Regions from separate parts of the Homo sapiens genome. Here region 2 is linked to region 1. A link is a loop called in an ENCODE intact Hi-C map of the cell type or tissue named here. Cell type or tissue: GM12878. All regions are shown on one strand. Each heading gives the region's core, and the rest is flanking DNA. Links, peaks and the distances in the headings are about the cores only.

Region 1 (15,891 bases), core at 3,774-11,773:
ATAAAATACTGATAGCAAACAGTCATTTCATCTCTCTCCCATATAGTCTGGAGATAAATGCAAGTCAGGGGGTTAATAAGTTCCAAAAATTTATGAGATCGTTAAGTGAACCACATTCCCTTCATTTTATTTTTCTGCCACAGTTTTCAAGAGCATTGTCATTTGCATGAGCAAACCTTGTTCACCACATCTTTGCAACAGGGAAGGGAAGGGGAGGATCATATGTACAATGTTTTAAGGCAAAAAAATTCACAACCAAAAGCAAGGCTTTATTAACTTTCACCTTCGAGAAGCTGCAGTGTTGAGCCCTGTTTTATTCCTAGTATTACTGCCTTTGATACGAACTCTTAAGTGATCACTTTAGAAGTTAATGCATTTTATTGACTGCTTTCAAGAAACAGTCTATATTGTATCATGCATGTTTTTCAAGCCCGCAGAATTGTATAAGGCCTATATATACATAGGGCCTATAATTTTGACACTTTTTAATGATTTATAAGGTTACGATCATGTAAAATCCTGTTGACACGTGAGAATATGCCTAAGTACCGCTAGATAGCTTATTTTGAAGAGATAGTTATTTTGAAGAGATAGAAATTGGTTGCAGTTTGTTAGGTGTATTTGTCAATGCATTGCCTCAATGCTTTAAAGCATATAGAAGTTTGAATATGCTTTAATCTCATGTAGTCCTTTGTTTATAGGGTGTTTAATATTTTTAAAGACTAAAGATGTCACAGCCCCCTTTAAGGTTCAGTAATATTAAGATTGGAGATTTATAGGGTTAGAATCCAACAAATTCAGAGGAAAATTGTTAAATTATATAGCTGTAGAGCAGGAAATGAAACCCAGGTTCTAAGCTCTAAGGGGACCATGAGCTGCCATACCAAGTGCATCAGTGACTGGGCATAGAGTTGGCAGAATTACAGGATGGTTAAGAGAGTGAGCTGTAGAGCCTCACTCTATGTGAACATGAATTTTATATAAGTATGTATGTATTTATTTATTTTGAGATGGAGTCTCACTCTGTCGCCCAGGCTGGAGTGCAGTGGTGTGATCTTGGCTCACTGCAACCTCTGTCTCCCAGATTCAAGCAATTCTCCTACCTCAGCGTCCCCAGTAGCTGGGATTACAGGTGCACACCACCATGTCTGGCTAATTTTTGTGTTTTTAGTAGAGTTGGGGTTTCACCATGTTGGCCAGGCTGTTCTCGAATTCCTGACCTCGTGATCCACCCACTTCAGCCTCCCAAAGTGCTGGGATTACAGGCAGCCACTATGCCCGGCTGTGAACATGAATTTTTAAACTGCATGGTGCTTTGGGTCCCAGCTTCTCCATCTGTACAATGGGGACAGTACTAAGGTTTTCTTTTTCTTCTCAGTTGACTGAATTATTTCCATAGTCTGTCTGTCTTGCCACTCTTGTTACCCACACGAAAGGACCTAAGGTAATTTCTGACAGCCTGGGACTCCTTGTGCAAAACAGAAGGTGCCACAGACCTCATTTTAGGAGAAACCTTTGTTTTCCTCTTGGAACCCCAAGAACTGTAAGCAGACAGGTCCATCTCAAAATCCAAGGCTCTGCTCTGTTTTGCTTTGCTTTACCTGACTTTTTTTTTGATTTGGGTGGGCATCAAAAATTAGTAGGGGAGAGCTAAAGAAAGTTGTGGATATGAACATGTATTTATGGTAAGGTAAGTTATGAAGGAGAGAAATCTTAGGATCTTGTATGGCAAATTCTTGCACTAAAGTAGATAATGACTAATTAGGAAAGCAGGAAATATAGGACAAGTCAGAAAGTCATAAGATGGGAGAGAAAAGCTTACGCCTGGTAGATCCTCTCCTGTCTAGAAGTGTCGTATGTGTGATGTTTATATGAAGGAGCTCTAATTAATTGGATTAAAAGATAATGAAAGCTCTAAAATTGTCAGAAAAATAGAAGCTCTAATGCCTTTTATTTCACGTGACTTCAGCAATCTTTGGGAAATGAGAGTTTTAAAATTATTGGTGGTAAAAAGTCTTCAAAAAGTAGACATTTGGTCTAAATTAAGTCAGAGGTTAAATTGGCTAAGTGCTTTAATGTCATAAACTGCTTCTTTGACTTTGGAAAATTGTTCAGTTTACCTAATTTGGAACTGTTAGATTTCTAGGTAAGGCCTGGGGAGAGGTGGAGTTAGCCATGTCTCCTAGCTATGCTGGAAGAGTTAGACTTTATCTGCAGTTCTGTCATGTATCCTGGACTCTGCACCTGGTATGTAATTGAAACTGCTTACATTGAAAAGAAAAATTATGTGTTTTTGGTTTTAAAAGGGGTGGGAATATGGTTTTTTCCAAAAAGTGAGTTTTGGCAAATTTAGAAAGTTTAAGAATTATTTTTAGTTGTAAGAAAATAAAGTTTAAGCAAGTTATAGAAGGTTTATGAAAATTAACTTTGTAAAGAATTGTGTGTGTGAGCAAGTTGACTAAAGGGACAGTAATGTTAGATGTAATAAATGCAGGTACCCTTCCACTTTATCTTCTGTTTCTTAGGTTATAAATATTCACTACCTACGTTTCTAAAAACTCTTTCACTGTAATATTAACACATAACTCCATTCTCCTTGTATTGCCTGCTTTTTCATAGTATCCTGAAATTGCATTAGTAGATTTAGATTCAGAAGATGGTGGGGAAGCATCTTATGAGTGTTTTAAGTAAATTTAAGGCAAAGGGTTTTCTGTACATGGGTGGTTATCACAGCATCACTTGTTGCAGCAAAACACTGGGTAACAACAATGTTTATCAATGAGAAATTGTTCGGATAAATGATGATTTGTGCCTTGCGAGGCTCAACTATTCAAAAGCACCCTCTTTTCCTCACTTGCTTTACCTTTGGTTCTGGGCCTGGAGCCTTTCAGAGGTTACTCAGGACAGTGGACTCCTGTTTCCTGTGACTAATCTGGACAGCGGCTTCCTATTTCATTCTTCAGCATCTTCCAAAAATTTCTGAAGATAATTTCTTCCTTTGTGACCACCCATACTCTTGGTTTACTTTGCAGTTAACAATTTCATGCCTTCACTGGATTATCTGTGTGAAGGTGTGGGGTGTATGTGTTCATACTCTGGAGGGAGCAGAGGAAAATAGCCACAGCCAAAGGAGTAATCTTGCACTAAATACTCATTATAAGAATGTTGATACGTTCATAGATGGTAAATCTGTCAGTAATTTTTACTTGTATGATTCTTGGTTAAGACTGCACTCACTGGTGATAAGCGTGCTGAAGGGATCATAGGTGCTATACTTATGTGTGGGAATTGCATTCAAACCACCAATGCCTGTCTACTCAAGTTTTGTTGCCTTTTGATTAAAAACTCTTGGGAATGTTTCCCTGGCATGCAAATATGGGAACTGCAGTTTGATTCTAGGTAGAAACTCTTTGGTAGTTGAAATGCCATAATAAGAGACACAGCTGTCAATGGGCAACAATTCACTGTTGGTAAGGAATTTACAGTGCTACTTGCCATATTCTTCTTTATCCAGACTTTGTGCCAAGAAAATGAAATTCTTTTTAAAAATTTTTTTCTAGAGTAATCCTACAATATTGCTGTTATCAAGCCTGATGCTGTAATTAGTAGAAAATGTCTAGAAATTAAAAGAAAAGTAGTATTTTCCAACTATGGTTAAATTAATTGCAAAATAACTTCCTCTTAATTGTCAGATTGGAGACAAGCTTATTAAGAGTGAAATAAAACATAATGTGTTGCTGGTGCTAGGTACCTCTAAAGCCTTTGAGCACTTTCTTCTTTATAAAGGCTCAATCTACTCATGTGTCCTGTAAATAATCCTGCTCTACCAGCATCCTATGTAAATTTTAAAAATTATAGTTCATATATTAGATTGTAACAAATGTTGTTCTTCTTTAATTATATGCAATGCAATCTTGTTATAGACTCACATTAGCTTGCCTTATTCCCTGTATGTTTGCTGTAAAATGTATAGTCCTTTTCAATATATGATAGCTTAAAGATGGACTTAATATTTTGTTTTAGAACCAAAATCTTTTATCTTATATACAGGAAAATTACATTGGAATTCAGAGATCAGCAAACATTTCCTGTAAAGGATGAAATAGTAACTATTTTCAGGTTTGCTCAGCATGTGGTCTCTGACAACTAAACTCTGAAGTCATACCAAGGCAGCATCAGTAATGTTTAAATGAGTGAATGGCGCTGTGTTCCAATAAACTTTATTTACAGAAACAAGTGGTGGGCCACATTTTGACTGCAGGGTATAGTTTGTGGACCCCTGAACAATGGCTTTTTCTGAAACAACACAATTGAATTGAGATTTGAAAGAATGTTGAGGCAGCATTGTTTGTCTGGGGTAATACCTGAGGTTTGTCATCTCACACCAGGGAAATCAGGGATGTGGACACACAAGAAGTGAGTTCAAGAGTGGATGATTAATAGGTGAAAGAAAGAGAAAAGAGAACAGCTCTCTCTCCTGCAGAAAGAGAGAGGGGCACCTGAGTGGGTCTTCCGGTTTTGTGGTGAAAAGCACAAGGTTTTATAAAGGAGCTTGAGGAGGTGGTGTCTTGATTTACACAGGGCTCTAGAGACTGGTTGGACCAGGTGTGAACGTTTGCATAGCACAGGGAGAAGCTGGCCATTGCACCCTAATCTTTTATTATGCAGATGGGTTCTTTACCTTACCAGGACCATATTGTCTGTTCCTTACTGTACCTGTGGTTGACAGAGAAAAGGGAAGATGGAGCCACCATGTTGAACATGCCTGGCCCACAGGTAGCCTTTTCCTATTGGCACAGCTGCTGGCATTCCTATGAGAGCTTATCAATGTCTGCAGCCCAATTTTACAAGATGCTCTTTGTTAGAAAATAAATGATATGGGTTTTTTTTTTCATTAGTAGGAAAACTTTACACTAGGACTTCCTTACTTTCAGTATCTGCCTAAATAATTTCTTTTTAATTCCTACATCAATGTTGCATGTGCAATAGAGAAGGTGACATGTAGGGAGCTGTGTCAGCAGGGGTTGCATATTTCTTGATGAGCATCCCATGATGCATTCTTCTTCACTTGTGGCAACATTAGCATTAACTAATCTACAGTAAAGTAGATGGGTCCACAGGTCATGGGACATACACTAGCTCTGCCAATTACATGTTGATTTAAATAATATCATTCTCTAAGGACAGCTTTTTTTCCCCCAGATCCTGGTATGTATGTGGAGTTGGGGAGAGACACCAAACTGTACCCCATTTCCTCATACATTGCTTATACTTTTAGAAGTGTTTGAAAGATAATATCACATACTAGTAGTTTACTGTTTCTTATTCAAGTTAGTTTTAATAGTCGCTAGGGTGAATGTTTTCAAAATTGTATAGATATTCGGGTTGAGGCAATACTATAAATTATGAGTTCATCTCAGTTTTTTTGTGCTAGCGTAATGACATTTCGGAGACATAATGCATATGTGCAAAATACTTCACCTCTCTGGAAAACAGTAAAGGGCTACATAATAGGACAGACAAAAATAAAGGCTTGGCGTAATGGCTCACACCTATGATCCCAGCACTTTGGGAGGACAAGGCGGGTGGATTGCTTGAGCTCAACAGTTCAAGACCAGCATGGGCAACATGGCGAAACCCATGTTTACAAAAACGATAAAAATAAGCCGGGCGTGGTGGCATGTGTTTGCAGTCTGAGATACTTGGGGGACTGAGGCAGGAGAATCGCTTGAGCCTGGGAGGTCAAGGGTATAGTGAGCCGAGATCGTGCCACTGCACTCCATCCAGCCTGGATAACAGAGTGAGACCCTGTCTCAAAATAAGTAAAAATTTATAAAACAAAGAATGTTTCTAACTGTAATAAAGGAGAAGTGATCAAGCTTAAGTGTAGCTTAGATTTAATCTTTGATTTCCGGGTACTATATTACTTAAAAATATGATTTGGATATTTAGAAGTTGTTCAAATTAGAAACTCAGGAGTGGGGTCACTGGTCACTAAGGTGCTGAATATTTTTAATACCTTAGTGGATATGTAATCAACAAAGCCAACGGAACCAATAGAGCATTTGCTTTCATAAGAATTTAAGTGTTGCTGGGTACTCTTAAATCGAGCTCACATTATTGGTGTCATTTAATATAATTACTGAATTTCTTTGAACCCAGTTTCCACTTTTTAAAAATTATTTAGCTCATTAGGCTGAAAACTTCTCTTTGTTACATTTTATTACACTTCAGTGTAATATGTGTAAGATGTACATTGCTTCTCTCTAGAAAGGTGAGACAAGTTGAAGCAGGGTTGGGGGTGGGTGCTTCCAGTTCATAGGTAAATAGGAGACAAACGGTTGCATTCTTTTGAGTTTCTGATTATCCTTTCACTGAATACACAATTTACATGCAAGATGCCATAGAGGAATAGTCACTTATGCCTGAGTCTGGCTTAGTGAATCTGCATTTTTACATAAAAAACTGGGCAGAGAAAGCCAATCAGATACACATTTGTCTCAGGTGAGGAGAGGGATGACTTTGGGTTCTGTCCTTTGTCCCCCACCTGTAAAGATAATCTATCAATTGCCAATTTATATTGCCAGGGTCAAATTCAACAGAACTGTTTTAGTGTAAAGATCTTGAGGCCCACAAGAAATTTCCTTTCTGACAAATTATGAGGGAGGTATATAGCTTTCGAAATCTTTGTAGTTATTTTTTTATTTTATTATTTGGGTTTTTTTTTTCTTTATTGACAAATAATTGTATATACTCACAGGGACATAGTGATGTTTCAATACAGAAAAGTTATAGTGAGCAGAGCAGGATAATTTCATATCCTTTGTTAAAGGAAAATAAATCTCCGGGACACCCCACTAAGCCAAATAATAGTTATCTTATTTAGAAATAAAATGGGAGGCAGGTTTGTTTGATGGAGTTCCTAGCTGAGGTGGGAGAATTGCTTGAACCTGGGAGGCCGAGGTTGCAGTGAGCCGAGATCGCGCCATTGCACTCCAGCCTGGGCAACAAGAGCGAAACTCTGTCTCAAACAAACAAAGACTATAGAAAAGCTATTTGTGAAAATGCTTTTTGATGTGCTGTTTTATGTCACAGAATGCAACCTGTGTTTTGATTCAGCAAGTTCAAAACACTCTTTTTGTGGAATCTAAGAATTGATTATTTTGATCCTATTGAGCTTTCATAAGAAAATATGAATATCCAGTTGTAAAAACTAGAAATAAGCTATAAGCTATCTGTGGAATGCTTTGTGAGGTGCTGTTTTATATCATAAAATTGAACTTGTGTTTTGATTGAACAAGTTGAAATTACTCATTTTGTAGAATCTAAGAAGTAACGTTTTGGAACTTCTTGAGCCCTTATTAAAAAATAGAAATATTCAGTCCTAAAAACTAGAAACAAGCCATCCGTGCAAATGCATTGTGATGTTCTGTTTTGTATCATAAAGTTGAACCTGTGTGTTGATTAAACAGGTTCTGAACACTTTTTTTTGTAGAATTTATGAAGTGGCATTTCTGAGCCTATTGAGCCCTTATACAAACATACAGTTTTAAAAGCTAGAAACAAGCTATCTGTCAAAATGCTTTGGGATGTGCTATTTTATGTCACGGAATGAAACCTGTGTTTTAATTCAATAGGTTCAACACATTCTTTTGGTAGAATCTGAGAAGTGACATTCCCAAACCTCTGAGGCCTTTAAAAGAAAATACGAATATTTTCCTCTAAAAACTAGAAACAAGCAATGCGTGGAAACGCTTTCTGATCTGTTAGTGTCACAGATTGGAAACTTTGTTTTGATTGAGCAAGTTCAACGCACTCTTTGTAGGATCTAAGTAGTGACATTTCCAAACCTATTGAGCCCTTATAAGAAAATATGAATATTTAGTCCTAACATGCTATCTGTGAAAATGCTTTTTTTTTTTTTTTTTGGCACAGAGTCTTGCTGTGTTGCCAAGCTGGAGTGCAGTGGTGTGATCTCGGCTCACTGCAACTTCTGCCTCCTGGGTTCAAGCAAGTCTCCTACGTTAGCCTCCCTAGCAGCTGGGACTACAGGCGTGCACCACCACGCCCAGCTAATTTTTGTATTTTTAGTAGAGATGTGGTTTCACCATGTTGGCCAGGATGGTCTTGATCTGTTGACCTCGTGATCCGCCTGCCTCAGCCTCCCAAAGTGCTGGGATTACAGACGTGAGCCACCATGCCTGACTGAAAATACTTTTTGCTATGCTGTTTCATAACACAGAATTAAACCTGTGTTTTTGTGAGACAGGTTCCAAACACTCTTTTTGTAGAATCTAAAAAAGTGATGTATCCAAACCTTTTGAGCCATAATAAGAAAACATGAATATTTAGCCCTAACTGCTGGAAACAAGCTATCTGTCAACACACTTTGTGATGTGATGCTTTATATCACAGAAATGAACTTATGTTTTGATGAAACAGATTCAAAACACTATTGTAGAATCTTAAGAAGTGACATTTCTGAGCCTATTGTGACCTTATAGGAACATACAAACATCCAGTCCTAAAGTCTACAAACAAGCTATCTTGGAAAACACTTTTTGACGTGCAGTTTTATAACACAGAATTGAACCTGCATTTTGATAAAAACACGTTCCCAACTCTCTTTTTGTAGAATCTAAGAAGTGACATTTCGAATCTATTGAGCATTTACAGTAACGTATGAATATCTTGTAATAAAAACTAGAAACAAGCTATCTGTAAAAACACTTTGTGATGTGCTATTTTATGTCACAGAATGGAACCTGTGTTTTGTTTCAGCAAGTTCTGAACTCTTTGTAGAATCTAAGAAGTGACGTTTTTGACCTTATTGAGCCCTTATAAGAAAATACAAATATCCAGCTATAAAAACTAGAAACAAGCTATCAGCGAAAACACTTTTTGCTGTTTCATATCACAAAATTGAACCTGTATACTGATTAAACAGTTTCCAAACACTTTTTTTGTAGACTCTTAAGAAGTGATGTTTCTAAGGCAGTGAGGCCTTATGGGAACATATACATAATCCAGTCCTAAAAACTAGAAACAAGCTATCTGTGATAACCATTTGTGATATGCTGTTTTATGTCAGAGAATGGTACCTGTGTTTTGATTCAACAACTGTGAGACACTCTTTTTGTATAATCTAAGAAGTGATGTCACCAAACCTATTGAGTTTTATAAAAAATATGAATAACCCTAAAAACGAGAAACAAGCTATCTGTCGAAAATGCTTTGTGATGTATTTTTTTATATCAAATAATGGAACCAGAGTTTTGATGAAACAGCTTCCAAACACTCTTTCTGTAGAATCTAAGAAGTGACATTTCCAAGTCAATTGAGTTCTTACAAAAAAAATGCAAAATCCAGTCCCAAAAAACTAGAAACAAGCTACCTGTAAAAATGCTTTGGGACATGCAGTTTTATGTCACAGAACGGTTCCTGTGTTGATTCAACAAGTTCAAAACACTCTTGATGTAGAATCTAAGAAGTGCTGTTTCCAAACCTATTGAACTTTTATTAAAAAAGTAAAAATATCCATCCCCAAAAACTAGAAACAAGTTATCTCTGAAGATGCTTTGTGACGTGATGTTTTATGTCACAAAATGGAAACTACGTTTTGATTTAGCAAGTTCTAAACACTTTTTCTAGAATATAAAAAGTGACATTTCTGAGCTTATTGAGCTCTTAGACGAACATACAAGTATCCACTCCTAAAAATGAGAAGAAAAACCTATCTCTGAAAATGCAATGTTATGTGCTATTTTACATCACAGAATGAATTTTCAAACACTCTTTCTGTAGAATCTAAGAAGTGAAATTTCCAAACCTGTTAAGCCCTTATAGGAACATATGGATATTCAGTCTTAAAAACTAGAAACAAGCTATATGTGAAAATGCATTGTGAAGTGCTGTTTTATGTCACAGACTGGTCCCTGTGTTTTGATTCACCAAAGTTGAAACACTCTTTTGGTAGAATGTAAGAAGTGATGTTTCCAAACCTATTGAGCTTCTATAAGAAAATATGAATATCCAGCCCTAAAAACTAGAAATAAGATATCTGTGAAAACACTTTGTGATGTGCTGTTTTATGTCACAGAATGGAACCTGTGTTTTGAGTTGACAAGTTCCAAACACTCTTTTTGTAGAATCTAACAAAGTGACATTTCCAATCTTACTGAGCCCTTATAGGAAGATGTGAATATCCAGTCCTAAAAATGAGAAAAAAAGCTATGAAATTGCATTGTGACATGTTGCTTTATGTCACAAAATGGAATCTTTGTTTTTATTCAACACTTTCAAAACTTTTTGTAGAATGTAAGAAGTGACATTTTCAAACCTATTGAGCCCTTATAAGAAAATGCAAATATTTAGTCATAAATATTAGAAGCTCTCTGTGAAAATGCTTTGTGATGTGCTGTTTTATATCACAGAATTGAACCTGCATTTTGATGAAACAGCTTCCACTCACTTTTTTATACAATCTAAAAGGTGACATTTCCTAGCCTCTTGAGCCCTTATTGGAGCATATGGATATCCTGTCTTAAGAACTAGAAACAAGCTAGCTGAGAACATGCTTTATGACATGCTGTTTTATGTAACAGAATGGAACCTGTGTTTTTAGTCAACAAGTTCCAGACACTCTTTTTGTAGAATCTTAGGAAGTGACATTTTCTATTTTTATTGAGCCCTTATAATAAAATATTAATATTTAGTCCTAAATATTAGGAAAAAACCTACCTGTGAAAACGCTTTGTGATGTGGTTTCATATCACAGAATTGAACCTGTGTTTTGACAAAGCAACTTTCAAACACTGTAGAATCTAAGAAGTGACATTACTGAGCCTATTGAGCTTTTATAGGAACATACAAATATCCAGTTCCAAAAACTAGAAACAAGCTCTTGGTGAAAACGCTTTGTGACATGCTGTTTTATGTCATAAAAATGGAACCTGCCTTTTGATGAAACAGCTTCCAAACAGGTTTTTTTTTAGAATCTAATAGTTGACATTTCTGGCCCTATTGAGCCCTTATAGAAACATATGAATATCCAGTTCTAAAAACTAGAAGCAAGCCATCTGTGAAAATGCTTTGTGATGTGCTGCTTTTTGTCACGGAATAATACATATGTTTTGATTCAACAAGTTCAAGACACTCTGTAGAATCTAAAAAGTGAAGTTTTTGAACCTATTGAGACTTGATTAAAAAATACGAATATTCAGCCCTAAAAGCTAGAAGCAAGCAATCTGTGAAAACACTTTGTGGTATGCTGTTGTATGTTATGGAATGGAACCTGCATTTTGATGAAACAGCTTCCAAAACACTTTTTTGTAGAATCTAAGAAGTGACATTTTGGAGCCTATTGAACCCTTACAGGAAAATACGAATATCCAATCCTAAAAACTACAAACAAGCTATCTGGTAAAACGCTTTCTGATATGCTGTTTTATGTCTCAGAATGGTACTGGGGTTTCAATTCAGCAAGTTTGAAACTTTCTTTTTATGGAATCTAAAAAGTGACATTTGAGAACCTATTGAGCCGTTATAAAAAATTCAAATATTAGCCATAAAAATTAGAAACAAGCTAGCTGTGAAAACGCTTTGTGGTGTGCTGTTTTATGTCAAAGAATAATACCTGTGTTTTGATTTGGCAAGTTCAAAGCACTTTTTTTTCTAGAACCTACGTAGTGACATTTACAAATCTGTTGATCTTTTATAAGAAAATATGAATATCCAGCCACAAAAACTAGGAAAAATCTGTGAAAATACTTTGTTATTTGCATTTTATGTCACAGAATGAAACCTGTGTTTTGATGAAACAACTTCCAAACCCTCTTTTTGTAAAATCTAACAGTGACACTTATGAGCCTATGGAGCCCTTATAGAAGCACTCAAATACCCAGTTTTAAAACTGGAAACTGTCTCAAAAACACTTTGTGAGGTGCTTTTTTATGTCACAGAATGAAACGTGTGTTTTGAGTTGAACAACACACAAGTTTCCAACACTCTTGAATCTAAGAAGTGACATTTTCAAACTTGAGCCCTTATAGAAACATACAAATATCCAGTCCTAAAAACAAGCAAAGGCTATCTGTGAAAATGCTTTGTGATATGCTGCTTTGTGTCATGGAATGGAATCTGTGTTTTGATTCAAGTTTGAAACACTCTGTAGAATCTAACAAGTGATGTTTTGAACCTATTGAGTCATTATAAGAAAATGCAAATATTTAGCCATAAAAATGAGAAACAAGCTTTTTGTGAAAATCCTTTGTGATGTGTTTTCTATCACAGAATTGAACCTTTGTTTTGTTGAAATAGTTTCTAAACATACTTATTGCAGAATCTATGAAGTTATATTTCTGAGCATTTGAGCCCTTATAGGTACACATGAATATCAGATTCTAAAAACTAGAAAGGAGCTATCTTTGAAAACTATTTGTGATGTGCTGTTTTATGTCACAAAATGATAACCATGTTTTGATTCAAAAAGTTTGAAACACTCTGTAGAATCTAAGAAGTGACATTTCTGAGCCTATTGAGCCCTTAGTAAAAAAACAAACAAAAAACGAATATCCACTCCTAAAAACCAGAAAAAAGCTATCTGGTAAAATGCTTTGTGTTGTGCTGTTTCATGTGACAGAATGGTGCCTGTGTTTTGATTAAACAAGTTTGAAACACTTTTTTTTTGTAGAATATAAGTAGTGATGTTTTAGAATGAATTGAGCCCTTATAAGAAAATGCAAATATTTAACCATAAAAATAAGAAACAAACAACCTGTGAAATCACTTTGTGATATCCTTTTTTTATGTCACAGAATGGTACCTGTGTTTTGATTTAACAAATTTGAAACACACTTTTTGTAGAATCTGAGATGTGACATTTACAAACCAATCTTAAGCCAGTTAGATACTCTGATGAGCCAGCTGTGTGTGTATGTGTGTATGTGTGTGTGATCTTTGATTATTAAAACTGAAAAAATAATCGTATATTCATGACTAGTAGACACAGTGTTTTAAAACTGATTCTGAAAGATTTGAGGGTTAGGCTTGTTTTAAAAACAATTGCATAGGTCCTGGAAACACCAAGAATTAGTGGCTTCTCATTCCTAGTCACATGAAAAATATTTTACTACTCTTGTGAATGGCCATAAATAATATGCAGAATTTTTTCTGTGTCCTAACCTTTTATATAATTGGTTCTACAGTGTACATCACTGTGTGCAACTTTGTTTTGTGTGCTCAGACTTACATTTTCCAGTTTTCTCCACTTTGATACAATTGGTCTGTGTTTCATACATTTTGTATTTTCTATAGCGTTCCTTTATATGACTCTACCACATTTTATTGAGTCTCCTCATGCTGACAGGTAAGTAGATGAATTAATAAATGAATGAATAAATAAAAATGAGAGCAAATTTCAAACAGGTGATTAATTTAGTGATTGTAACCATGGACTCAGCAGGTTAGAAATAAAAACTGAAAGATTTAGAATGCAAGCAGGCACATCATACCTTCTAATAGCCATTGGAACTATGACCCACAAACCATTAGCCTAGAATGATGGGACATATCTTGTCTCTAAAAAAAGGTCACTGTTCAGTTCTCAAAGAATGGATATAAAAATGGCAGATACCATTCCACATTATTCTACTTCCTTTAACCTCTACGCATAAAACTTGAGCTGCAGGGAATGTTACCTCCTGTTCTTAAAAAGACTTGTAGTTCAGTGAGGAACTCACTCCTTTCTTCATTCATGTGTTCAAATAATATAGGGAAATGAATGGAAAAGTGAAGAGAAGTTGAAGACTATTATGGGGATAGCACAGGATTAGTCAGCCTCATGGTATTATTGATCTGCCTTATTCCACAAATATTTACCAAGCACCTGCTACATGCAATTTGTATACTAGGTGCTGGGGATACAGGAGATAACAAAGTCCCTGCTGTCAATGAAAGGGGTCAGTCCTTTGATTCATCTTTAGTTAATTTTAAGCACACAACAACTATCTCAAACTTTCTTCACACTTTCCAAGCTCCCGATCCTTCATGCACTCTTGGTAGATGCCTGACCTTACCTCTTACCTTACTAGAACCTAAGACCACCTGGTATAAAATCCCTTAAGCACACTCAGATTTGCGTGATTTTACAATGATGTCTGTTCCCAAAGCATCCTCACTTCTCTTGGAGCTGAGGGTGAAGAGCTCCTCTTTCTTCCCATCCGTGATCTTGGAACATGTACGACTACACTTGTGACAGTAAATGCTTAATACAGGCAGAAGGTTTGTTCCTTATTTCCTCCCTGGGGCCTCCCTCCAGTGAATATCTCTTCTAGCATTGTCAGTTGTATCCAACAGAAAAGCAGAGATCTCTCCATTGGTCCAAAAACCTAAGATGGACTCTCACTGCTAAACTTCTCAAATGAAAATTCCTCCACTTTAGTCCTGATTACCACTCAAACACTGTTAGACTGGGCAGGTCACTACCCCTGCCTAGTTCTGTTTCCCCATCTACATAACAGAGAAATAATTGCGCCTTATCTATCCTACAGAAGTGTGAAGAGGTTTGATGTGACAGCAGTGAAAGCAATTTAAAAAGCACAGAGTGCTATACATAAGAAGACATTTTCATAATTATTCCGCTCTAACATGATATCTGTATTCATACGATCTCAAAGTACTTACCCAAGCATGGATTCTAACTCTTGTGTATGTAAGCAAAGGTGTAAGTCTGTCACCCTCCATGCAAATAGAATCTCCCCTCCCTTGGCCCCTGCATCTCACCATATACAGGAATTAACTCAAGATGAATCAAAGTTTTAAATGCAAGACCGCAAACTATGAAAATCCTTTAAGATAACCTAGGCCATACCCTTCTTGACAAAGGCTTTGGCAAAGCATGTGTATGTCTAAGTCCCTAAAAGCAATAGAAATAAAAACAATTATTGACAAGTGAGACCTAATACATGAAAGAGTGGCTGCACAGTAGAAGATATTACCAACAGAGTAAACAGACAGCCTTCACAATGGAAGCAAATGTTCCCAAACTACATCTGACAAAGGTCTAATATGTACGATCTACCTTAAGTCCTTAAATCAGATCAAAAAGTCCAATTAATGGTTAGAGACATGAATACACACTGCTGAAAAGATGTAACAGCCACCAGTAAACATGAAAACATGCTCAACCTCGTTAATAGAGAAATGCAAATCAAAAGCACACTGGTCAAAATGGTGATTATAACACAGTCCACAAGAACAGATACCAGCAGGACAGAGGAGGGCACTGGGGCAATTGATCATGATTCTTATGGATAGTCATTTAGTGTTATTAATGAATTTCATAACAAAATGATCACCATACAAAAAATACAAAATGTGTTTTCTTCCCTGAGAAAGGAAAATAAAAACTTGGAATGCCGATTCACTATGCCAAAAGGAAAAGTTAAGCTGAAAGCTGAGTCATGCAAGAAACTGCCTTTCTTTTTTTTTCCTGAGCAGACAGCTACTGATAAATAGTTAAATTTCTCCACAGGTAGCTACTCTATGTTCATCTCATCTTACTTAAAGTGCTGATTTACTGAGCAGGAGAAAAATATATAACTGACTATTCCTTTACCTGTTTGTTTTCTCTTGCAACATGTGGATTCAGCAACGTGACCATACTCTCCCTCTTTTCCCCGCAGCCTGCTTTTCTCTTCTAAACACTGAAACCCTAAAATATTTTTGGAGAAAGGCACAGACCTCTGTCGCCCAGCCATGTCTTTAACCTTGGAAGAAGAAACTTCTAAATTGATAAGAGATCTGTCTCAGACACTTTTTCGTTTACATCCCGTTATCTCAGAAAGCAAAACAGGCTTTGTTCCAACCCAAAGTAATTTGTGAATATTCAAG
Region 2 (15,891 bases), core at 3,203-11,202, 66 kb before region 1:
GTACTTTAATTTTACGAGTAGAGAGCCAGATATTTTCTGATTCCTGCTTCAAGTTCCCTTGGAAACAGCTTTTTAGGCCAGGCCTCTAGGGAGTGCACTCTGATCTGTAACTATTGCGCAAATATTACAACAGAGCCTGTCTCCTCCTGCTGGTCTGGTGTATTGTGGCTATATAGGGGGGTGCAAAGAAATTCTCCTTTTCATATTCAGACACTGGGACTCAGCTGCATACCTCAGTCCTGTCTTATTGAGATCATTTAAATGATCAATCTTAGAAGAAAACTTCTGACTTAAATAAATTTTAGAAGTCTATCAACATGCTAGAAAGCATATTCCAGATAAATAAAAATAGAATAAAGATTTATAGAGATTGAGATGAAAAGCTTTAAACCCTTTGGGGGTTTCTGAAGGTATTCTCAGGTGTTCAGTGCCTGGGATTTGGGAGTAAGGGATAAGGAGGAGAACTTATTTCCAACACACTGAAGATGACAACAGATAAGCAGAAAGTTACCAAAGAAGGAGGAATAGAAATAGCCATGAATATCATCCTGGTAACCCTGATCTGGAATGAAGGATTTCATTTATTTACTTATTTATTTATTTATTTTCAAAATAAGTACATCTCATGGAGTCCTTGGCAAAAGCTGAAGGAAGTATTGCTTCAGGAAATATCTGTCCAGTAATTAGGAAACTACTAATGTGATTGAGCAGAGACTTCATTAACTTCACATGCAAAGAATACAGACTTGCAGAACCCTCCTGGAAAACCATGAAACAATACATCATCAACAATAACAACTATAGCAAAAACAGCAACAACATCAACCAAAACGCTTTACAAAAAAGTTCTAATTTCCAGAACTGTCACATTATATTATTTAAAATTTCCATTTGTCAAAGCAAAATAATGAGGTAGGTTCAAGACACAGGAACATATTGCCATATATAACGGAAAATAACAAAGAAAAAAACATTAAAAAAACAAAAAAATTAAAAGTTGACAAAAACTATTTTCAAAGAGGCAGAAACACTGGTCTTATTTGACCAATACTTCAACTCCATTATTTCTCCATTTGCTCAAAGAAATTTTAAAAATGTAAAAATGTTCAAAAAAGCATGAAAAGAATGTATCTCCAAATAAAGAATATTAATAAAAGATATAAAAGAAAGAGTCATTGAAATAAACATAGATTAATTGATATTATCCTATTACAGGAATAGAATGAAATAAGGGTGGAAAAATACGCAGGACCTAAAGACCCTCTTGACACCATCAAGTGTACCAATATACACATAATGAAAGGCCCAGAAGGGTAAGAGTGAGGAAAAGAAACAGAATAATGTAATTGAAAAATGGTAACCAAAACTTTCCCAAATTTGACAAAAAGAAACATACTCAATCCCTAAAAAGTTCAATAAACCTTAATCAGCATTAATCGGAACTCATAGATATAAAACTTATGGAAAGCGTCATGGTGGGATAAAGCTTACTAAGTTCTAAAAAGTCAAATAGACAAAGACGGTTACACCAAAAGTGTGTCAATTTCTGTTTCCTGCCATGATGCAATAGATGGAGTTCTTACACCATAAACAACACTTTAAGACATAATCGAGTGCATGTAATGACTATTTCCAGACAGTGAATATTGGCCAACAGGGATAACTTGATTATGTAACCTCAGAGAAAGGACCCTAACACGCAAATGAGCACTGCAGTGGACACGGATTTCTTTTTCTTCACTTTTTTTTTTTCGAGTTAGGGTCCTGCTCTGTCGCCCAGGCTGGAGTACAGTGATGTGATCTCCGCTCACTGCAAACTCTGCCTCCCAGGTTCAAGCAATTCTCCTGACTCAGCCTCCCGAATAGCTGAGATTATAGGCACTCACCACCATGCCCAGCTAATTTTTTTGTCCTTTTAGTAGAGAGGGGGTTTCGCCATGTTGGTCAGGCTGGTCTTAAACTCCTGACTGATCTGCCCACCTCGGCCTCCCAAAGTGCTGGGATTACAGGTGTGAGCCACTGCACCCAGCCAACACAGATTTTTTTTTTTTAATTATACTTTAAGTTTTAGGGTACATGTGCACAACCTGCAGGTCTATTACATATGTATACATGTGCCATGTTGATGTGCTGCACCCATTAACTCGTCATTTAACATTAAGTATATCTTTTTTTTTTTTTTTTAGACGGAGTCTCGCTCTGTTGCCCAGGCTGGAGTGCACTGGCTCTATCTCGGCTCACTGCAAGCTCCGCCTCCCGGGTTCACGTCATTCTCCCGCCTCAGCCTCCCGAGTAGCTGGGACTACAGGAGCCTGCCACCACACCTGGCTGATTTTTTGTATTTTTTTAGTAGAGACGGGGTTTCACTGTGTTAACCAGGATGGTCTCAATTTCCTGACCTCGTGATCCGCCCGCCTCGGCCTCCCAAAGTGCTGGGATTACAGGCGTGAGCCACCGCGCCTGGACCACAGATTTTTTTTTGGAGACAATTTTTGGCCCAGAAGGAGGTGGTGACCAAGATAATCGTGAGCTTTTTACACAGCTCAGAACACACAGATGAGAAGTCAGAAAAACATAGATGGCTGAGACTTTCAGAGCAAGACACCGAAAAGCAGGCAGCTACACAGAGCAAGGTCCCTGCGCTCTGCATGAGGCCCCTTTGGATTTGGTTGGGCAAAACATGACACCTTGCAGGGGGCTCTAATTTAATGAATAGGCCTTCCCCTACTGGGAACTAAGATTCATATTTTTTCTCTCTGTCCTGTTTTTTCACCACTGTATCTACAAACCCTAGGACTCAGCCTAGCGCAAACAGCCAATTAATACCATGTTTGTTGAACGAATATGTGAATTCACCTAAATAGAATTCTCAGTAAGAGAAAAAGATCTGAGGAAAATAAAGTGATTTTTACTGCTTTATGTGTATTTTGAGTTTGGGTTGTGAATTGATTCAAGGGGATATATTAAATTAGAATGTTGACTTCTGTGTTTAGAGAACAAGAGAGGAATATGAACTTGAGTGCTGGAAAGGTGACCAGCAGGATGGACTGGGTCCCATGGGTTTGTGCAGAGACCATGGAAAAGGATGAGCCTCCAGTTACTAAGTAATTGAACAAGATATATTTTAGGTAAACACTTATTTTATAATCACCTGTTGGAATGGGTGATAACTGTAGATGTGACTGTTATTCATTGACTCTCTGAAAAAATTATTTATTCAAGGCAAGAAAGATTGGAGAATAGTTTTATCTTGAAACACTTTTCATAAACATGACATATTCTTGCTAAAGCAGATACCATATTCATCTCCAAGCTGGAAGGGTTATCTCATCTTCCCAAACATGCACCCCTTATAGTATATTTTATCTGCTTTTATGGCATGTCCACTTTCTTGGTCACAGACATTGTAAGCCTCAGAGTTTAATTTGTTTCTCTACTGTATACGTATGGCACCTCCAGTTGGTCACTGAAGCTGGAGATTGAAATCCTCTACATCCCCCAGATCTGTCCTCTGGCTCTATGGCGCTGTCCTGTTCCATCAGACCTACATTGCCCTTCCTTGTGTGAACCCTAACCTAAGTCCAATCTCTACTCCATGAAAGCTGTCTGTAACAGAAGCCTGGCACCTCTTTCTCCTTTTTATGAAATAAATATCTATTTCTATAGATAGATCTAGATCTAGACATTAATAGCTCCAAATCTGTAGAGGACAAAGTGCCTAGTTCTCAGGTGATAACCAACCCACATCTTCTGTCCTGGAATATCCAGCCCCAGATATCACCCCATTTTCTCCTCCCTGTCTCGCTAAATATATATTCACCCACCAAGCCACTGGGTTTGTAGTAATTTGTCACAACAAGAACAGAAAAATATGTGGAAAAGAATGGAAGAGGAGTGTTGCTGTTAAAAAAAATACTTAAAATATGGAAATAGTTTTGGAAGCAGACAAGAGATAGAGTTTGGCAGAATTTTGGAAAGCATGTTAGAAAAATCCTAGATTGCTTTGAGCATGGTGTTAATGCAGATATGGTTGCTAAAGACTTGGCTGGGATGGGCTCAGTAGGAAGTCAGAAGCATGGTAGCGAAAAAGCTACATTTTCTTTCTTTTTTTTCTTTCTTTTTTTTTTTTTGAGACAGGGTCTTGCTGTGTTGCCCAGGCTGCATTGCAGTGGTACAATCTTGGCTCACTGCAGCCTCCACCTCCTGGGTTCAAGCGATTTTTGTGCCTCAGCCTCCCAAGTAGCTGGGACTACAGGTGTGCGCCACCATGCCCGGCTAAGGTTCGTAATTTTAGTAGAGATGGGGTTTCACCATGTTGTCCAGGCTAGTCTCCAACTCCTGACTTCAAATGATCTGCCTGCCTCAGCCTCCCAAAGTGCTGGGATTACAGGCATCAGCCACTGTGCCTGGTCTAGTTACATTTTTCTTAGCAAATACCTAATTATACATCTACAGACTGGAAGTAGAAATACAGCCAGTACCAGCACTTTGGGAGACCAAGGAGGGCAGATCATAAGGTCAGGAGATCGAGACCATCCTGGCCAACATGGTGAAAACTTGTCTCTACCAAAATACAAAAAAATTTAGCCAGGTGTGGTGGTGCATGCCTGCAGTCCAAGCTACTCAGGAGGCTGAGGCAGGGGAATCACTTGAACCTGGGAGGTGGGGGTTGCAGTAAGTCCAGACAGATCACACCACTGCCCTCCAGCCTGGTGACAGAGTGAGACTCCATCTCAAAAAAAAAAAAAAAAAAAAAGAAAGAAAGAAAAGAAGATAAAAGAAATACATCCAGTAAAGGAGCTCCTGGTGCACTGATGGGAGTTCACAGGGAATTAAGAGCGCTCTTTTGACTTTTGTGGGAAAACCGGAGGAAAGGGGATCATTGTTTTTTGGTGGAAAACAGGTTGGCTGGATTGTTTCATGCAATTGTATGGAAAGCAGAACAGGTGAGCAGCAAACTTGGATATTTAGCTGAGAATATTTCCAAGCAAAGTATTAAAAGTATAACCTCATTCATTCTTGCTGCTTACAGTAAAATTTTGTGATAAAAAATGTGAAGTAAGGGAGGAAGTCTTAAATGGAAAGAAACTAGGGCATGATAATTGAGGAGATTACTAGCATATTTCACCAATTACTTGCTCATTCCCTCTTTTCTGGGAGACCCTAAAAGTAACTCATCATTTACTGTTTTCCATCCGCTTCCTTCCTTGTCTAGAATATGGGCCTGGACCCTCCACAAGATGCGTAGAGAAGTCAGAAGGCCTTGTCCTGTGCAAGCATTCAAGCATCCACTCCTCGCACTAATATTTCTAGACAGCAAACTGGTGATCCTTGCTCACCTGAAACATACATACGGGTTGGAGGAAGACAGAACCTAACACACCTTACCTGTGTGATGTTCAGGGCTGGCCTCTAACTTCTGAGAGCTTCATTTCACTCCACTTCCTACAAGGATTGCTCATGCCCTCCTTCACTTGTGGTGAAGTTCAAACAATACATTAGATTTGACATCTTTGCCAAGAGCTGTAGAGTGCAAGGTGCTCACCCAGAGCTACATCTTCCAGCAGATGAGGCTCACAGTTAAATCACTGCTATGGTGTCCGTCAACTCAGGCACTGTTGTGCCTTTTCACAGAGCATCGCCTGTTAACTGCTTCACCCACCCACTGTGGGAGTCCAGGTAGGAGGACAATGCCTCCCCACTAGCTGGCTCCTCTCTGGTTGTACCTGTGGGTCACACATGCAGGTGACGGTTTGTACTACCTCCTACCTGGCTGTACTCCCCAAAGCCAGGGCTGACACCCCTCACTGCACTTCCATTCCATCCCATCAGTCACAGGAGGCAGCTATTGGCTCATTACCCTTTGCAAGGAGTTCAAGGGTAGAAGTGGCCCATTTATAAGAATATTTATATGGACTATCTTGTATATCCTGTGAATCATGATACTGTTAAATCAACTCTAATACATCATGTTTATGTCCACTGAAATGATGATGATAAAAGGAAAAGTGATATCTGGACACGCAGACTGAAAAAGATCCCAAAGATTCTGCACACAAGGCCCCTATTCTCTGGGGACATGTGGGAATTCAATGGTCTTGCTGACATATAGAGTTTGCTTCACTCTGTGTCAATCTGAGGCATTTGTGACCTCAGAGTTGTGTTTTCTAAGAATTTACCATGTGTGGCAGCTGGACTTCAAGTTATACCTAAATATCTCTGTCTCCTAGCACTCACATCCCTGTACATATTGAAAAGGGATCACTAGTACAATTGATAGGATATTGAGAAAATGACTGATGCCAGGCCATAATACACTTTGAGTTTTGCGTTCTGCTCTCTCAGATCACTTGCTTTGGGGAAAGCCAGTTGCCATTTGTGAGGACACTCAAGTAGTCCCACAGGGAGTTTCATGCAGCAAGAAGCTGAGGCCTCCTGCCACCAGCTTTGTGGCTCAGTGAAACTGTAAGTTGATTCTATTGCCTTGGTAAAGTCTTCTCATGGCTTTAGTTCCCCCCACTGAAATCCTATTTTCAACCTCATGAGCCTATCTGAGCCAGAGCCACCTTGCTAAACTGCTCCCAGGTTTCTGACCCACAGAAACTGTGGGATTGCACATCTTTGCAGTTGCTAAGTTTTGTAGTATTTGATGTGAAGTAATTGAAACTGGATGCATCGAGAGAGGGGAATGGAGGTGGCAGAGTGGGTGGAATTAGGCCTGGAGGTCTGCTTTCAGTGAGATGTGATGGGACCATGGCAGACACCTCCCTGTTTCTGATTCCAGTGGATTGCTTACTGGGCCTGGCCTTTTTCTTATACTCCATGACTTCATTGTTAATACCCTACAGGAATTCTGTATGCGCTATGTCTTATCCATCTTCCTTGGGTAAATATTTAAATATAAATGAATCAAAACACATGGGCCACTTTCTAATCTTGATTGTTCAAAACTGAATTCCTCAAATTGAGGGGTATGATTTTCTTTATTGTCCTTGGTGCTCGTCTGCCAGTGTCTATCAATGGTAGAATCATGTAAACAGTCCCCTCCCCTATTTTGTTTCACTCTCTGAGGACGAGAGAGAAGTCTTGGCCTTCAACAGAAAATGGTCAAACTAGAAAGAGTAACACTTTTGAGCTCCTCAGTGAATGTGGCCTTGGAAAACCCCTTCACCTGGGCAGCAAAGGAAGAGGGAGAAAGACAGAGCCTGAACTGGTAGGAAGTCCTACCTCAAAAACATCAGTCAGTCCTCACATGGATGGCCAGGGCATTAAGGAGAACTAATTAAGTTAATTTCACATTCTCCATGACAAATGCTGTTGTCATCAGTAGGGACCTCTCCTCTCTTTTTCCATCCTCCTACCTGTTCTCACTGTCCCTGACTTACCCACAGTGAACTTTATGTTTTCACCTTTTATATCCCTATGCCTGGTCCTCTGCTGGCCTGTGCTGATCTTTTCATAAATATTTTTGAAATGAGAAGACGCATTTTCTTAAGTACCATGAAAGTCGACATCACATCCATCTTTCAGGGTCCTGCTCCCAGACTCTTCTGACTTATCTGTTCACTGTGCTGGGTTGGCAGGGAAAAGTCATCTGCAGCAGAAAAAGTGACAAAATGGAGATACATAGTGTGTCTTGGCCAAAAATCAGCCAACAGATGAGAGAGATCTAGGATTGTGAGAAGTTCTGCCGTTCCCCAGCACCTCACACTATTTGATGTCTCAATGTTTGTACATATCACTATATTTTCTAGAAGATGCACTACATCTAGAAATAGTGTTTGCTTTGTTTGTCCCCAAGCAGGACCCCACTCTCCACTCAGAGCCAGTTCACAGTTGCCTTCTTCCCTGGCCCCTGTGGAAGGAGCTGCTCAGGTGTTTGCTCCCAGAGCCCTCCGCATTTTCCCCTTACTGCGGCCTCCTCACAATGAACAATTGTCATGTTTTTCATTTCTCCTGTTCCTGTTATTCTAGAAATCCCTCAATCAAAAAGGATGGTTATGAATATAAGTTACCTGAGACAGAGCAGGGGTGTGGTCCATGGATGCTGTGACCTGACAGAGACCCAGCACTCAGGCCAACTCCACTCACATGATTCTGACTGAAAGACTGAAGTGTGCAGCAGGGGGAAATCTGGGTCTTTCCAAGCTCTGAACAGTGGTGCCCACATATCTGTTATCCCTGGGCAATGGAGCCTGCACTCACTGAGGAAGATACCACAGCTGTGTCTTCTCTGGGCTGGGTAGAGTCTCCTACTCACAGGTCTGTGGAAGGTGCAGGAGCTGCTTCCTCACTTACTCCTCCCGTGGGACAAACGCTGAATCTCACCCACCAACCCACCATATCTAAAGAATCATGCTCAGACTTCAGCTCTTCCTAGGGTGGAACAAAGATTACCAGGAGGATACACAAATTTGTGTGGACAGATCCTCCCTTTTCAGGCCACTGGAGAAGATAAAAGAGGCCTGAGTTAAGCAGCTTCCTCTGTGGGGCCACAGGAGGCGGTGTCCACCATGGCCTGGACCCCTCTGCTCCTCATGTTCCTCTCTCATTGCTCAGGTGAGAACTGGTTTTAGGTGTCTAGGGTTAGCTCCTTAGCTTGCGTCAGCCTCTCTGGCTCAGATCCCCAAGACATGTATCTCTAGTTCCTGCCCCAGCCCCCATGAGTGTCTGTGCTTGCAGGTTCCCTCTCCCAGCCTGTGCTGACTCAGATGACCTCACTCTCTGCATCTCCAGGAGCATGAGCCAGACTTACCTGCACCCTGAGCAGTGGCTTCAGAGTTGGTAACTTTGCAATATAGTGGTCAGCTGAAGCCAGGCAGCCGTCCCAGGTGTCTCCTGAGATACTACTCAGACTCAAATATCACTCAGCACCCTGGGGTTCCCATCCACTTCTCTGGATCCAATGATACATTAGCCAATGCAGGGATTCTGTACATTCCTGGGCTGAAGCCTGAGGGTGAGGCTATTACTGTTGTACGTGTCACAGCAGCTCCAAGTCAGCACTCCAGACCCACTGGGAGGTTACAAAAACCTCTTCTCTGATCTCCTGGCCTGGTGTAGTCACTCCTGCTGGTGGCTCTAATAAAGTCTATCTCACTGGGTGACTTATATTTTAGATCTTCAACCAGCACCTGATTCTTTTTTTCAGACAAGTAGATCTGAAAATGTGACTTTATTTTCTTCAATTCCACTTTCATATTGATTCATGCTCATACCTTCTCATTTCTTTCTGGTTTTCACAGGCAGAAATCCCTTGCTCAGAGACAAAAATTCTCTAAATTGAGACTTTGGAGGAGACCAAAAGAGAGTGGTTCGGGCCATGCCCGGCTCAGAGTCTAGGAGTGACTCAGAGATGCTTCTGGTCCCAGAGCTTCAATCTAGGCATTGGATACAATACCAGCATTCACAATGGAATTGTATTCTCTATATTAGCAACAAACCATCACAGATTTTGAAATAAAAAGAATATAATTTATAATAACATCAATATAAAATATTTAAGGGTAAATATTAAAAAATGGAAAGTCTTAAACTGAAAACTATAAAACGTTGAGAGTCATTACAAAAAAACCTTAAAATAACTGATATTCCTTGTTTGTAGTTGGAAAACTCAATGTGATTATAATTTTTATAATGACAATTCTTTCCAAAGTTATCTAAGGAATCATTGTAAGGTCTTCAGTAAAAATAGGTTTGCAGGGAATGAGGAGATAAAAAAATCTCAACAAAGAAATGAAAACTGTAACAGAAAACATCAATGAAACAACAGACCTGGGATAATCCTTCTCAGCTGCCATGGGATCTAACTGTATTTAAGAAAGGGGTGAGTAGGAAGGCGGCTGCCAAATCCAGGAACACAGATGTCATTTTGAGTGACCAAGGTGAGCCAAGGGAGGACAGCTTTAGTCAGAAGAGCATAGACCAGGAGCAGAACTCACATATCTGAAGCTGATGGGCAGAGTGTGGGTGCAATAGGCCTGGCATTGGGTGCTGCTGAGCTGAAATTATGCTGTCACCTGCAGTGCGCCCCTGGGGTGACATGGTTCTGGTTGTTCTTCACCCCAGGGAAGGACACTGTGACCTGTTATCTGTTGGAGGATGAGGACTCAGAAAGCTCTTTATAAGAGAGGGCACCAGTGTGATATGAGGGTCCCTGATTGTCTTTCCAAAGGTTGGAAATTGAACCCGCATCTTTCATTTTTGTGTAGAGAACCCAAGATCCTTTTCTACATAATCAAGGGTTATTTCCAATAGCTGCCTTGGCCTGTCTCAGAAAGAGTGTGGGTTTGTCTTACAGCAATGGTGCCCACTATTTATGGGAACGTCTTGTATACCCTGATCTATGCTTTCAGGTCTTTGACATCTCAGGTTTTTGGCCTACCTAATACTAGCCATACGTCTGGGTACTGTGATCTACCTCCTACTACACATATAAATGCCCATCTCAGCCTCATCTCTCCTTGGGATATAAATGTGTGCAAGGGATTTGAAGCAGCTCTGCCTTCTTTTTGGGTCCTAAGGATCAGGGTTATGGGTGTCTCCATCCTTCCCTGGGTCTTCTCCTCCTCACTGTCCTGAAACATGACCCAGACACAGGCTCCTGAGGCTCCTGCAGGCCTTCTTCCCTGCTTTTGCCAACTGCAGGTGGACCCTGCCCTGTGCTCACAGGTCTTTGTATCTCTCCCTGCTGGTCAATTGCCCTGCAGGGGCTTTTCTTATTTCTCCATTATGAGAATTCCTTTGTTTTTGGAGGAAATAATTTTTATCTAATTTTTGATTTACTTATCATAATCCTAGAATTTGTATAAAAACTCCTGTTTTTGCATAATGAAACAGTTGCTATCTCATGCCATTTTATTCAAAGTCATGTGCTTCTGTTCACTTACTGGTTAGAACTGTTGTTTAATCATTGACAAATATTTATCGAACACCCACTCTGCGCCATGTTCTCCTATGTCAGGTGCTGGGTATACATTGATGAATGAAACAGACTCTATCCTTATGGAACTTGTGTCTAGTGAGCTTAGAAGTAAATTTTGTGAGTGCTAGGATGGAGAGTCAAGCTAAGGACTCTTAGTTCTGCCAGCATTTAACATGTTGTTCTTATACATTTTAAGAATAAATTACTCCAGAAGAATCTTTTTTTTTTGTTTTGTTTTGTTTTGTTTTGGTGAAGAGTATCCACATAGACACACATAGCAAAGACCTTATAGAATGCATCAGAGATAAACAAAATAAAATGTAATGTTTCCCAGAGCTGGATGTAGTTTCTGGTTTGATTTATTTTAATGACACACAGAAGAAATCACTTTATAATGAAGTAAAATTCCACACTACAGAAACAGAGTAAAAATACTTTCTTGAAAAAAATGCCAAACCTACCTTTAATCCCAAGGAAAGAGAATTGCTTGAATAGATCTGTTAGTATGAAACACATAATAGACAACCTGCTGTGTAAAATTACTTGGAAGTCATATTTTAGAAGGTTTTAAACATTCTTAATATACTCTGTTTTTGATATTACGTCTTATATTTTTCTCTGTGGTGGAAATTTATTTCTAAGAAATAAGAAAGGATATTAGAATGGCAAAAAATATTTGTATAAATGTGTTAACATTTTAATGGTAACTATATATGAATAAAATAAAAACATTGTTAAAAATTTATTGGAATGAATAATAAAATTATCAAGTTTATAATTAATAAAATCAAGTATATTTCTTCTTATGCAATTTAAAAATAGTGCAGAATGTTTATTATTCTGGTATCACTAAAAATGACAAACTTCATTCATATCTATAGAAAAATAATTATAAAATTCAGCAAGTAATACAGGAGATAATTTGAACAAATATTGAAACATTTTCTTACTTAAAGACACTAGGTAAAAATTTCAGCAATGAGTAGAGAGGTTATCAAGGCGCATTTTATTATTGATGATTGATATATGTTTTTTCTCTCGAGAAAGTGCACAGGTGGGTATCAGCAGAGGAGACAGTATAGGCTCCCCAGATGTCAAAGCAGGGATGCGCCAATACCCATCAGTCATCATCATAAAAGACAGACTGTGCCTTCCTGTGTCAGGCTCTGTGCCAGGAGCTGTGTGCCCCACGTTCCCTTCCAGGGTCCTGCCTGAAGTCTGTGCTCACTCAGCCAGCCCCATCATCTGGAAGTAACAGTCCCCTCCTCCTGCACTGGAATAAGCAGAAGATTTGGGTGGACAGTGTGGCCTGGCCCCATCAGCTCCCAGGAGAAGCTCTCTGTCTCTCTCTCATCCTGCATGCCAGTTAATGACGATAAAACCCACCTAACCAACCCATCTACAACACTCAGCTTCATCCCTATCTCTCTCTCACACTCCATCAAGGGACACAGTCATCCCATGGGTTTTTTCCCCTGGCATCTCTCACTTTCTTCCTCTTCCAGATCCCTGGGATCAGCTATCACCCCACCCGACACCCCTTCTCCTGCTTGGCTGCCTTCAGGCTCTTTGTTGAGCCTGACACCAAAGGATGTCTTTCTAAAGTGTCAGTTTCATCTATTCTGCCCCCAGTTCACAACCTGAAACAACCTCCGATAGTGAATCAAGCCAAGCCCCTCACTCTAAAGCACAGAGACATGCCATGAATTCCTAAGGGGATGACAGAATACATCATTGATGAGAAGATTGAACAAGTGAAGTGTGAGTGGCAAGTCAGGTGAGGACATTTGAATCCAATCTGGCATTTAAAATGTCTCTTCATTTCCAAAGTCCTATCTCTCCCTAGTAATGTTGTTTGACTGCTAGTCCCAGAGCAGGACCCCACATCCCAGTGACAGCCAAGTCACAGTCGCCTCCTTCCCTGGTCCCTGTGGAAAGAGCTGCTCAGGGCTTTGCTCCCAGAGCCCTCTGCATTCCCAACTTCCTGCAGCCTCCTTTCATTGGATGGGGGTGATAGTTTGCACATGCCTTTCTAGTAATCCAAGAAAAACTTACTGAAAAAGTCTGTTTGTTCATGTCAGTAATCAGGGGCATGACCAGGGCATGGCCCATAAATGCCTCTGGACTGATACTCACCAGGCTCCCAGGCCAACACCACATACATGATTTCCACTGAGAGAATGCAGTCTGGACAGAGAGCAGCAGGGTACACTGTAGGTCTGCCCAGTGGGCATCCACAGCTGTGCCAACCCCTCCCACCCCACAAATTCCTCAGGGCTGGGCAGTGGACCCTGCCCTCACTGAGCCTGACTCAGCAGCTCTGTCCTCCCTGGGTGTGGTCCCAGCACCCACTTCCTCCCAGGTCTGGCCTGCCAGACTCCCCCCTCCACCAGACCCTAGGACTTGAATAAATACATAGGGTAAGGTAGAGGCAGGCAATGTGGGGGACACATTTGGGTCCATAACTCCTCCTCTGTGAGGTCAGTGGAGGGGATAAGAGGCCTGAGGCAGCCCACTACGGCTGTGGACCTCAGGAGGACTGTGTTGACCATGGCCTGGGCCCCTCTCCTGCTGTTTCTCTCTCAATTCTCAGGTAGGCACAGGCCTCCCATGTCCAGGGCATGTCCCTCAGGCTTCACCAGTCCCCTCTGGCTAAAATCTTACAGCAACTTTATGCTGGTAGGTGGCCCAACTCCCATGTGCATCTGTGTCTGCAGGTTCCCTCTCCCAGCCTGTGCTGACTCAGCCGCCCTCCCTCTCTGCACCTCCGGATCAGCCAGACTCTCCTGCACCCTGAGCAGTGGCTTCAGTGCTGATTTCTACTGGATATACTGGTACCAGCATAAACCAGGGAGCCTCCCCAGTATCTCCTGAGCCACTACCAAAATTCACTTCATGACCAGGGCTCCGGGGTCCCCAGGCACTTCTCTGGATTAATGGAAGGCCGGTCCAATAAAGGGCTCTTGCTCATATCTGATCTCCAGTCTGAGGATGAGGCTTACTATTACTGTATGATCGAGCACAGCAGAGCTTCTCATGCTGACACACACAGGTGGGGAAGTGGGACAAAATCTCAGCCTGCTCAGAGTCTTGTTCTCTGATGAAATTTAGATCTTAAAATAACTTATATCACTTGTGTGGGATGAGTGAGATATCCCGAGCTCACAGGAACTGTCGATGAACAGAGTCGAGCTCTGTAAAATATTGAAGACATTTATTCCAAGCCAAATATCAGTGACCAATGGCCCACAACGCAGCCCTCAGGAGATCCTGAGAACATGTACCCCAGGTGGTCAGGCTGCAACTTGGTTTTATACATTTTAAGGAGACATGAGACATCAATCAACACATGCGAGATGTACGTTGGTTGAGTCCAGGAAGGCAGCACAACTCAAAGTAGTGGGGCTCCAAAGATCGTCTTTTTGATAATTGGTTAAAAGAGTTAAATTATTGTCTAAAGACTTAGAACCAAAGGAATGCCTGGGTTAAATTAAGGCATTGTAGTGACCAAGGTTTTGTTGCTCAGAGGAAGCCTCCAGGTAGCAGGCTGCAGAGAGAATAGATTGTAAATCTTTCTTATCAGATGTAAAAAGTCTGTTCTCTCAGAAATTCCAAAAATGAGGAGGCATATCTGGCTCCCCGTTCCCAAGATGACCTGAACTCTCTTTCAGATTAACTTTGGAATGCCCTTGGCCAAAAGGAGGGGTCTGTTCAGATGGATGGGAGTCTTAGAATTTTATTTTTGGTTTACAATCCTGTAACACATCCTGTAATTTGCTGCCCAGAGGTCATTAATGGCCTGGAAGAAATAATGTGCCAGCTGCAGTGTTGTCCACAGAAAGACTTACTCATTCTGCTGCCCTGAGTAGTGATATCAGAAAGATCCATCTGCCAACAGTCAGAATGCCCTTCCAGGAGGGTTGCACAGTACCAGGGGTGCTGGAAGACCTGGGATCTGAGGCAAGCAGGGGGCACTGTTGGATGGATCCCAAGATGACAGGATTACCAGGCCACACAAGGATTAAACAAGAGACAGTAACAGTCCACTGGCTCTTACACACTTGGATAAGCAGTGACCTCCCTGAAGAATGACTTTCCTGCACCTGGGCTGAAGGACCCACATGAGCACTGGGTTTTGGATAAAATAGAGCAATTTCATTTATGAACATAGATGTGAAAATTCCTCAGCATATTCACAAGTAGAACCCATGCTGGACCTCTGACCTCTAGGATTTAGGCTGAGAACAGGACATTTGTGAGGTCGGTGGGGAATAAGCATGAACTTTGGAGGGACAGCAGGTATGAGGGGTGCTGAGCCGTATGTTAGATGCCCCAATCAGGGAAAGAGCCTCGAGGCTTCCAGTGCAGCTTCCCTGATACCCTGTGGGAGAGAAAGATAGATACTGGATATGCTGCAATAGAGCTCACTAATGCTCTAGTAAAGAGCAGGCAGCTTGCATTAGCACAGTCCTTCAGGAGAGAAAACGCAGCCCCAGGAAAGCTGTCAGAGGCCAAGATGACTCATTAGTCACATTGAATTCATAATGCATTTATGATGAAATATATGATAAATGTCTTATCCTTTTGTTCTTTTTTATTTTTTATTATCGTGGGTACATAATAGGTGTATATATTTATGGGGTTTATGAGATGTTTTGATACAGGCATGCAATGTGAAATAATTATATCATGAAGAATGGGGTATCCATCCTCTCAAGCATTTATCATTTGTGTTACAAATGATCCAATTACACTCTTTACATAATTCAAAAAAGTACAATTAAGTTATTATGACCATAGGTATCCTGTTGTGCTATGAAATAGTAGGTACTATTCATTCTTTCTAACTACTTTTTGTACCCATTAACCATCCCCACATCACCTCCTACTCCCTGCTACCTTCCCAGCCTCTGGTAACCATTATTCTACTTTCTATGTACATGAGTTTCAAATGTTTTGATTTTTAG

Evidence for each region. Peaks named below come from ENCODE experiments on the same cell type or tissue, not always from the same donor. Only the 100,000 strongest peaks of a DNase experiment are listed, where the experiment ranks them.
Region 2: a loop joins it to region 1, with 4 times the contacts of the local background. A loop is called at or near these places in 4 of 110 quality-filtered maps.

Annotation. Positions count from the first base shown.
Region 1 is chr22:22,126,950-22,142,840 of GRCh38, forward strand. It overlaps IGL. Among named protein-coding and RNA genes, the nearest start is that of VPREB1, 110 kb to the right of the region's middle. RefSeq lists a silencer at 1,010-1,525. In GM12878, for the core only: no CTCF peak of the experiment used is centred there; no DNase peak of the experiment used is centred there.
Region 2 is chr22:22,061,712-22,077,602 of GRCh38, forward strand. It overlaps IGL, the pseudogene IGLVIV-65 and the pseudogene IGLVIV-64. Among named protein-coding and RNA genes, the nearest start is that of TOP3B, 87 kb to the left of the region's middle. In GM12878, for the core only: no CTCF peak of the experiment used is centred there; a DNase peak (open chromatin) is centred at 8,115; H3K27ac peaks cover 385 bases.